Linked DNA regions of Homo sapiens: region 1 is linked to region 2. The links are chromatin contacts, found by Hi-C or POLR2A ChIA-PET in ENCODE. All regions are on one chromosome and are shown on one strand. The core of a region is the stretch at or near the end of the contact, and the rest is flanking DNA. Distances in the headings are between cores, read along the strand shown.

Region 1 (3,763 bases), core at 250-2,749, 480 kb before region 2:
CACAAGCCTCAACACCCCGTATAAACCCAGTAATGAAAAAAGATGTCTTAAGCTTCACATATCACAGGTCATCTAATGTCAGAACAGAAACAAACTTCTAGAAATCATCTTGTAATAAAACACTTTTCACTGTGCAAATCAGGAGTAACACCCGAAGTGAAGCAGCAGCACTTACAATGTCACACATCTAGTTCAGAGTAGAACAGGAGGCTAGAGCATGGACTGCCTGAGTCCACTCTCTATGCTTTTTCTACCAGCATACAGCAGCAAATACATGACAAGAAACACACGTTGCAAATAAATAAGGCAGAATTTTAAGACACAAATTGCATTTCAAAATTTTTATTTTAAAATTTTTTTTACATATTTTTAGGGACAGGGTCTCACTATGTTGCCCAGGCTAGTCTTAAACTCCTGGCACAAGCAGTCCTCCCTCCTCAGCCTCCCAAAGTATTGGGATTACAGGCACAAGCCACCGTGCGTAACTCAAAATTTTTATACATTTTCAACTGACCCACACATGCTGCAGGCTCTAGAAAACAAATGCTCCCTCTTACCACATACCACAGAAGAGTAAAACTGAAAACAACAGCTGGGCACAGTAGCTCACACCTATAATCCCACATGCTATGGGAGGCTGAAGTGAGAGGATCTCTTGAGGCCAGGGGTTCAAGACCAGCCTGGGCAACACAGTGAAACCCTGTATCTATAAAAAAATAAAATTAGCCAGACACAATGGTGCACACCTGTAGCCCTAGCTCCTCAGGAGGCTTAGAAGGGAGGATCCTTTGAGCCCAGGAGATCAAGGCTGCAGTGAGCTATAATCGCACCACTGCACTCTGCACTCCAGCCTCAACAACAGAGCAAAACTGTCTCAAAAAAAAAAAAAAAGGGTGAAGAAAACCGACTATTTATTGACTCCCTAGGGTCTAGGAGCTCGACTGAGTAGCTCATCTACTTTAACATCCATTAATCATCACAACTACCCTCTGATTAGATATTATTCTCATTCTACTGAGACCCAGAAACATTAGAAATTTACTTATGGTTACATAGCAGAAAAATGGTAGAAGTAGGACTTGAATTCAAGTCTAAATCTAAATCCATGTAGCCATTTTACCATTAAAAAGCATTTTTTCTTTTTTTGAGACAGGGTCTCATTCTGTCACCCAGGGTACAGTGCAGTAGCACGATCATGGCTCAGCTCACTGCAGCCTCAACCTCCCAGGCGTAGGTGATCCTCTCGCTTCAGCCTCCCAATTAGCTGGGACTACAGGCGCAAGCCACCATGCCCACCTAATTTTTCTGTATTTTTTGTAGAGATGAGGTTTCACCATGTTGCCCAGGCTGGTCTCAAACTTCTGGACTCAAGCTATTCATCTACCTTGGCCTCCCAAAGTGCTGGGATTACAGGCATAAGCCACTGTACCCAGCTAGTGTTTCTTCATTAAAAAATACTATACAATGTGATTAGGTTTCCCTGGGAACTTACAAATGCCCATTTAATTGCTAATGAAACATATTTTAAAGTTTGGTCTAGGATAACTGCCATTTATAACATTATATCAAAAAGAACTACCAAGTTTTAAACAACTACTTTACAAACAAAATTTGGAACATATTCTTAAGTTAAATGTTATTCATATTTTCTTTTATAACATTCTTTTCAACCCTGCTGTCAGTGCCACCAGAAATGGGTGTTATCTACTCCTATGAAATGTTGGCTCAGACACAAGAAGAAGAGTATAATGCATGACTGCTTAAGAGAACCATAAAAATACAAGAACTACATTTTAATCATTCTGATTTCTCCATTGGTGGACAGCCCATTAACAGCTTCAACTGGGAGAGAGCATACTGCTCAAAAATAAGAACCCAGCAGTCCAAATAGAGCAAAGCACATCATTAATTAAAAGAATACCAGTTTTTGCACAACTACCCACACCATAGGACTTTCTGCTTTCTCAGCTCTGCTAAATTCTGTTACCACTCACGCACCAGGTTCTCAGCTTCCAATATTTAGTTGACGTTGTTTGCCTGCTGTCATCTCTCATCTCGTTCTCTTTACCCTCATGGATTTCTGCTTTTATATGTGTTCACTATCATTTAAGTGGGGAAGGAAATACATGTCTTCTCTGATAATACTGGAGATTTTTAAAGTTTTCTTTTGATCCCTTATGGTATCTGTTTTCTCCCAGTGTTCCAAGTATCACTCCCTCTCCACCTCTCTATGTCTACTTTTTTTTTTTTTTAATGTTGGAGTCTTCCCCCAGATGACCAATGGTGTTAGATTGTTTGCTCATATTTAAGAATAAGCCCCTGAAAAGAACTAACTGAAAGATCTGTGTGGGAAAACAGGGCTTAACGACTGGTAGAATTCACTTAAGGTACTCTCAGCAGAAAGCCTATCAGTATCTGAAGATGCTGTTATCTTCAGTCTTCCACAGGAGAAGGATAGGACAGGCTTGACTGTGCAGTTCTGGAAGGAGAGCAGAGGAAGAGAGCTAACACTTCTATAGTTCAGGCGTAGGTTTCCCTTGATCTCCTTGTTTTTTTTTTTTGTTTTTTTTTTTTGGTTTTTTTTTTTTTGAGACGGAGTCTCGCTCTGTCGCCCAGGCTGGAGTGCAGTGGCGGGATCTCGGCTCACTGCAAGCTCCGCCTCCCGGGTTCACGCCATTCTCCTGCCTCAGCCTCCCAAGTAGCTGGGACTACAGGCGCCCGCCACTACGCCCGGCTAATTTTTTGTATTTTTAGTAGAGACGGGGTTTCACCGTTTTAGCCGGGATGGTCTCGATCTCCTGACCTCGTGATCCACCCGCCTCGGCCTCCCAAAGTGCTGGGATTACAGGCGTGAGCCACCGCGCCCGGCCGATCTCCTTGTTTTAAACCAAGCAACAATCCACGGCCCCTGGTTTCAAAGTCCAGACAGCTCTTCATTAATTTTGCAAAGAATAAACCTTGTTCTCCTGAGGCCAGGGAGTTGGTAGTGAAGGGACTCACCCATCCACAAGGGCACATAGGGAGAAAATCGTAGGGGTCCACCTGTCAGTGTACACAGATTTTCCGACCAGCTCCCCTGTTTTCAGCTCCATTTCTGACCCCTATCTTCCTTAGTATCTGGTGCCTCCAAATGCTGAGACTCTTGGGAGCTTCGGACAAACACAGTACTGCATTTCTTACAGGTATTTTTGTGCACTTACAGGTACTGTGTGATTCCTCTGCAAAGTCAGTCACTACCTGTCCATCTGCTTATTTGAAAGAGGTATAGCAGCTTCTGTCTCCTGTTGTAACCTCTCCCAGTCTCTGATTTCTTTCTTCCATTTAGGCAGGGATTAGGAAATAAGAAGAGATGTACAGGTGTAGCCAATCTGTCACTTTTGGTCAGAAGCCCTGAGAGAGCTCTTTTGAAATCAGCTATCTCAGGATACTGACTTAAGGACTAAATTAGTATTTCTCAAAGTCCGATCACAGACTTGCATTAGAATCCACAAGGATGCTTGTCCACACAGCAGTCTGGGTGATTTTTGCTTTTGCTGTTACATGGAAATCAGATTAAGTCACTCCCCCACTTAAAACTTCCTAATAAGCAGCTTCTCACTCCACTTAAAAGCCAAGGTCTTTCAAAGCCTAAAATAATACGGCCAATGTATGTCTATCTCTGATCCCATTTAATACCATTCTTTCCAGGCACTTTTCTCTACTATTAATATATTCTGACAACACTGGCCTAGACCACCAACCAGTTTATTGCTATCTCAGGGCC
Region 2 (3,610 bases), core at 86-2,585:
CCTGGCCTTTCGGGTCAGTAGCTGCTGTGCACAGCTCTCTCCCTGCCTCCTGAAGTTCAAATGCCAGCCTGATTTCTATCTGGAAGCATCCCAGCCCAAACATGGAACAAAAGTTCCCTCTGACAAGCCCATTTGGGTTCCAAAGTATGTTTTTATGTTTGTTGGCAAATAGAACTGTCACCAGCAACAATAACAACACTGTTTTCCCTCCACTGAAGCTACTTCATTTCTTCACATTTGTTCCAGGGCTGGAACTGGACAGATGAATAATGTAGGCTAGGCGGCTGGCCCAAGTCCTGACCTCGTGCCTCCAAAAGCAAACACAGAGGTGAAAATGGAGACTTGTTTGTTTGAACTCTCACTGCCTAATTTAAAAAAGAAAAGGCAAAAAGAAAAACAAACCTCCCACCATCCTATTTCATCAATGTAGACACTGATGGGTTTTGTTTTGTTTTGTTTTGTTTTTCTTTTCTTTTCTTTTCTTTTTTTTTTTTTTTTTTTTCCATGTCTTACTTTTTGAAACATGGAACTACAGCCCTCTACTGGTGCAAGGAATGAAGCCAATTTCTCAATCATCGAGGCTACCCTGCCATCTTGTGGCCATGTGAGGGATGCACACGTGTAGATCAATTTCTCAGCATCACAAAACAGTCTAGGTAAGACGTTGGAAGGGTTCTTCAAAATATTCACATGGACTTTCATTTAAGACATTTCTTGTATCGTTTGGGGAAAACATCAATGGGATTTGGAGTCAGAATGTTGGTTCCTGCGTTTAAGCTCTGTCAGTGATTTGTGACATCATCCCTGAGCAAATAATTTCATTTTTAGGAACCTGTTTTCTCATCTGTAAAATGGAGGTCATAATAAATGTTTGATTCTTGGAGTTTTGTAGTGTTTACATAAGATCATGCATATGAAGAGTGCCTTGTCCACTTTAAAATCATATGCACATGAATATATTAAAAATCCCTAGAGAAGTAGTTTCTATCATCATACTTGGTAAAACTTTAGAAACTTGAAATCGGTTTCAATGACTAACCTTACTATAGTCTAAAGCCCTGGCCTCAGAATAAAGAGAAGGACTTTACACTGTCTCATGCTTTCCTAAAGATACATACTGCCAAGTCCTCTCCGTTTTCATTTTTCTGATTTAAGTCAAGTCAGTTTCTTCGGCCTTGCTTCACGGGGCCAGCCAATGAATAATGAGGAGTGTAGATGCGTCTTGGGAGGTGAAATAACTTTGCTTACATGGAATCGCAAAGTGCTCATTAGTGTGGGGGCTTAGGTATTTGGCTCCCTCGTCTTTTGGAAAAAGCCCAAACCAGACACAGCAGCTAAAGGAGCCCTCATAGGATGTCTGTGCTGCACGATGCTGACGCAAGATGACTCATCACACACTAGCTGGGTTTGGCCACTGCTTCTGTGCAGCTGTTTGCAGAAAGCCAAAAATTTCTGGTGCCAAGCTGGGGGCTTGGTGAACAAACCCAAATGTTACTGTCCTCATCTCCTGCTAAATTTCAGTCCTGCTCGGGCCGTGGCCCAACCAGTGTTAAGTCTACTGATGAAAGTCCAAGTCACTGTCCTCTGTGCCCTCTCGTTACTGTGTCCTCAGGTTACTGAATTTATCATTCATCTCACTGATGCATAAGGTAGGCTTAGGGTACATTTGGCAGCAGGATCAATAGTTTTGCAAAGAGAAAATAGATGCCAGCCAAAGGAACATCGAATCCTTGGGCGAATGATGAGGACGGATGACTCATGTCCAGGCCATCTTCCCTCCGGGCTGGGCTCCGCTGTCTCCATACTCACCTTCTGTCTCCAAGTTTGGTTCACTAGGCCCATCCTCAGGAAGCCTCCCTTAGGATCCAGGATGAGTCACCAGCACCCCAAGTGTGCTCGCTGGTGAGGATTATAGGAGGGGGAGGTAGGCTGTGTCTACAGGAGATCCTGGGGCACATCTGGGGGATGGAGGTGAAAGGTTATCCCTCTGTCCTACAGAATGAGGGTCCCCCTTCAATCCCCTAGAGGTGACATGCCAGAACGCCTGAATCAGAGAAGGCACTCATTCCTCCCACCTAACTCTTTTTATTTTTTTTAATACTGAGTCTTGCTCTGTCACTCAGGCTGGAGGGCAGTGGTGGGCTCCCAGATCACTGCAACCTCCGCCTCTCAGGTTCAAGTGATTCTCCTGCCTCAGCCTCCCGAGTAGCTGGGATTATAAGTGCACACCACCATGCCCAGCTAACTTTTGTATTTTTGGTAGAGATGGGGTTTCATCATGTTGGCCAGGCTGGTCTCGAACTCCTGACCTCAAGCAATCCACCTGTCTTGGCCTCCCAAAGTGCTGGGATTACAGGCGTGAGCCATTGCACCCGGCCTCTTCCACCAAACTCTTACAGGGTTATCCCAGAATCTTCCAGAGACACCACCCTGTGGATGCAACCTGGGGCTTTCTTCTCCACAGGCCATGTCTGAAAATAGGAGGTTCTTCCTCTCTTCCACACTGGGAGAGAGATAGCAGTCAGGGAGAGAGAGCAGACGGGGAGAGAGATAGCAGTCAGGGAGAGATAGCAGTCAGGGAGAGATAGCAGTCAGGGAGAGAGATAGCAGTCAGGGAGAGAGAGCAGACAGGGAGAGAGATAGCAGTCAGGGAGAGAGATAGCAGTCAGAGAGAGAGAGAGCAGACAGAGAGAGATAGCAGACAGGGAGAGATAGCAGACAGGGAGAGATAGTCAGAGATAGATAGCAGATGGGGAGAGATAGCAGTCGGGGAGACATAGCAGTCAGGGAGAGAGATAGCAGTCCGACAGAGATAACAGACAGGGAGAGATAGCAGTCGGGGAGAGATAGCAGTCAGGGAGAGATAGCAGTGAGGGAGAGATAGCAGTGAGGGAGAGATAGCAGTCAGAGAGAGAGATAGCAGTGAGGGAGAGAGATAGCAGTGAGGGAGAGATAGCAGACAGAGAGAGAGATAGCAGTGAGGGAGAGAGATAGCAGTGAGGGAGAGAGATAGCAGTCAGGGAGAGATAGCAGTGAGGGAGAGAGATAGCAGACAGAGAGAGAGATAGCAGTGAGGGAGAGAGATAGCAGACAAAGAGAGAGATAGCAGTGAGGGAGAGAGATAGCAGACAGAGAGAGAGATAGCAGTGAGGGAGAGACAGCAGTGAGGGAGAGAGATAGCAGTGAGGGAGAGAGATAGCAGACAGAGAGATAGCAGTGAGGGAGAGATAGCAGTGAGGGAGAGAGATAGCAGTGAGGGAGAGAGATAGCAGTGAGGGAGAGTGATAGCAGTGAGGGAGAGAGATAGCAGTGAGGGAGAGAGATAGCAGTGAGGGAGAGAGATAACAGTGAGGGAGAGATAGCAGTGAGGGAGAAATAGCAGTCAGGGAGAGATAGCAGTGAGGGAGAGAGATAGCAGTGAGGGAGAGAGATAGCAGTGAGGGAGAGAGATAACAGTGAGGGAGAGATAGCAGTGAGGGAGAAATAGCAGTCAGGGAGAGATAGCAGTGAGGGAGAGAGATAGCAGTGAGGGAGAGAGATAGCAGTGAGGGAGAGAGATAGCAGTGAGGGAGAGAGATAGCAGTCAGGAAGAGATAGCAGTCAGAGAGAG

The links. A loop is a pair of places that touch in the nucleus more often than their neighbours do. ChIA-PET counts read pairs that join two places held with the same protein, here RNA polymerase II (POLR2A). Pooled maps may share reads with other maps.
Region 1: a pooled map shows a loop between it and region 2 (3-fold over the local background). The contact joins the promoter of AKT3-IT1 here to the enhancer-like site in region 2. A Hi-C loop is called at or near these places in 1 of 168 maps with a recorded cell type or tissue (MCF 10A) and 2 of 50 pooled maps. POLR2A ChIA-PET finds 5 or more read pairs at or near these places in 2 of 52 experiments (HEK293 and PC-9).

The regions. Positions count from the first base shown.
Region 1 is chr1:243,792,901-243,796,663 of GRCh38, forward strand. AKT3-IT1 (AKT3 intronic transcript 1) reads right to left here and starts at 1,500. Exons shown (of 2, transcript NR_046761.1): 1 at 1,360-1,500; 2 at 305-680. All of the region lies in intron 2 of AKT3 (AKT serine/threonine kinase 3), which reads right to left.
Region 2 is chr1:244,272,621-244,276,230 of GRCh38, forward strand. All of the region lies in intron 1 of LOC105373262 (a long non-coding RNA gene), which reads right to left. Among named protein-coding and RNA genes, the nearest start is that of SPMIP3, 78 kb to the right of the region's middle. RefSeq lists a silencer at 442-668. Within about 2 kb of position 1,336, at least 21 of the 41 ENCODE cell types and tissues checked have a DNase peak (open chromatin) inside an H3K27ac peak, as active enhancers do.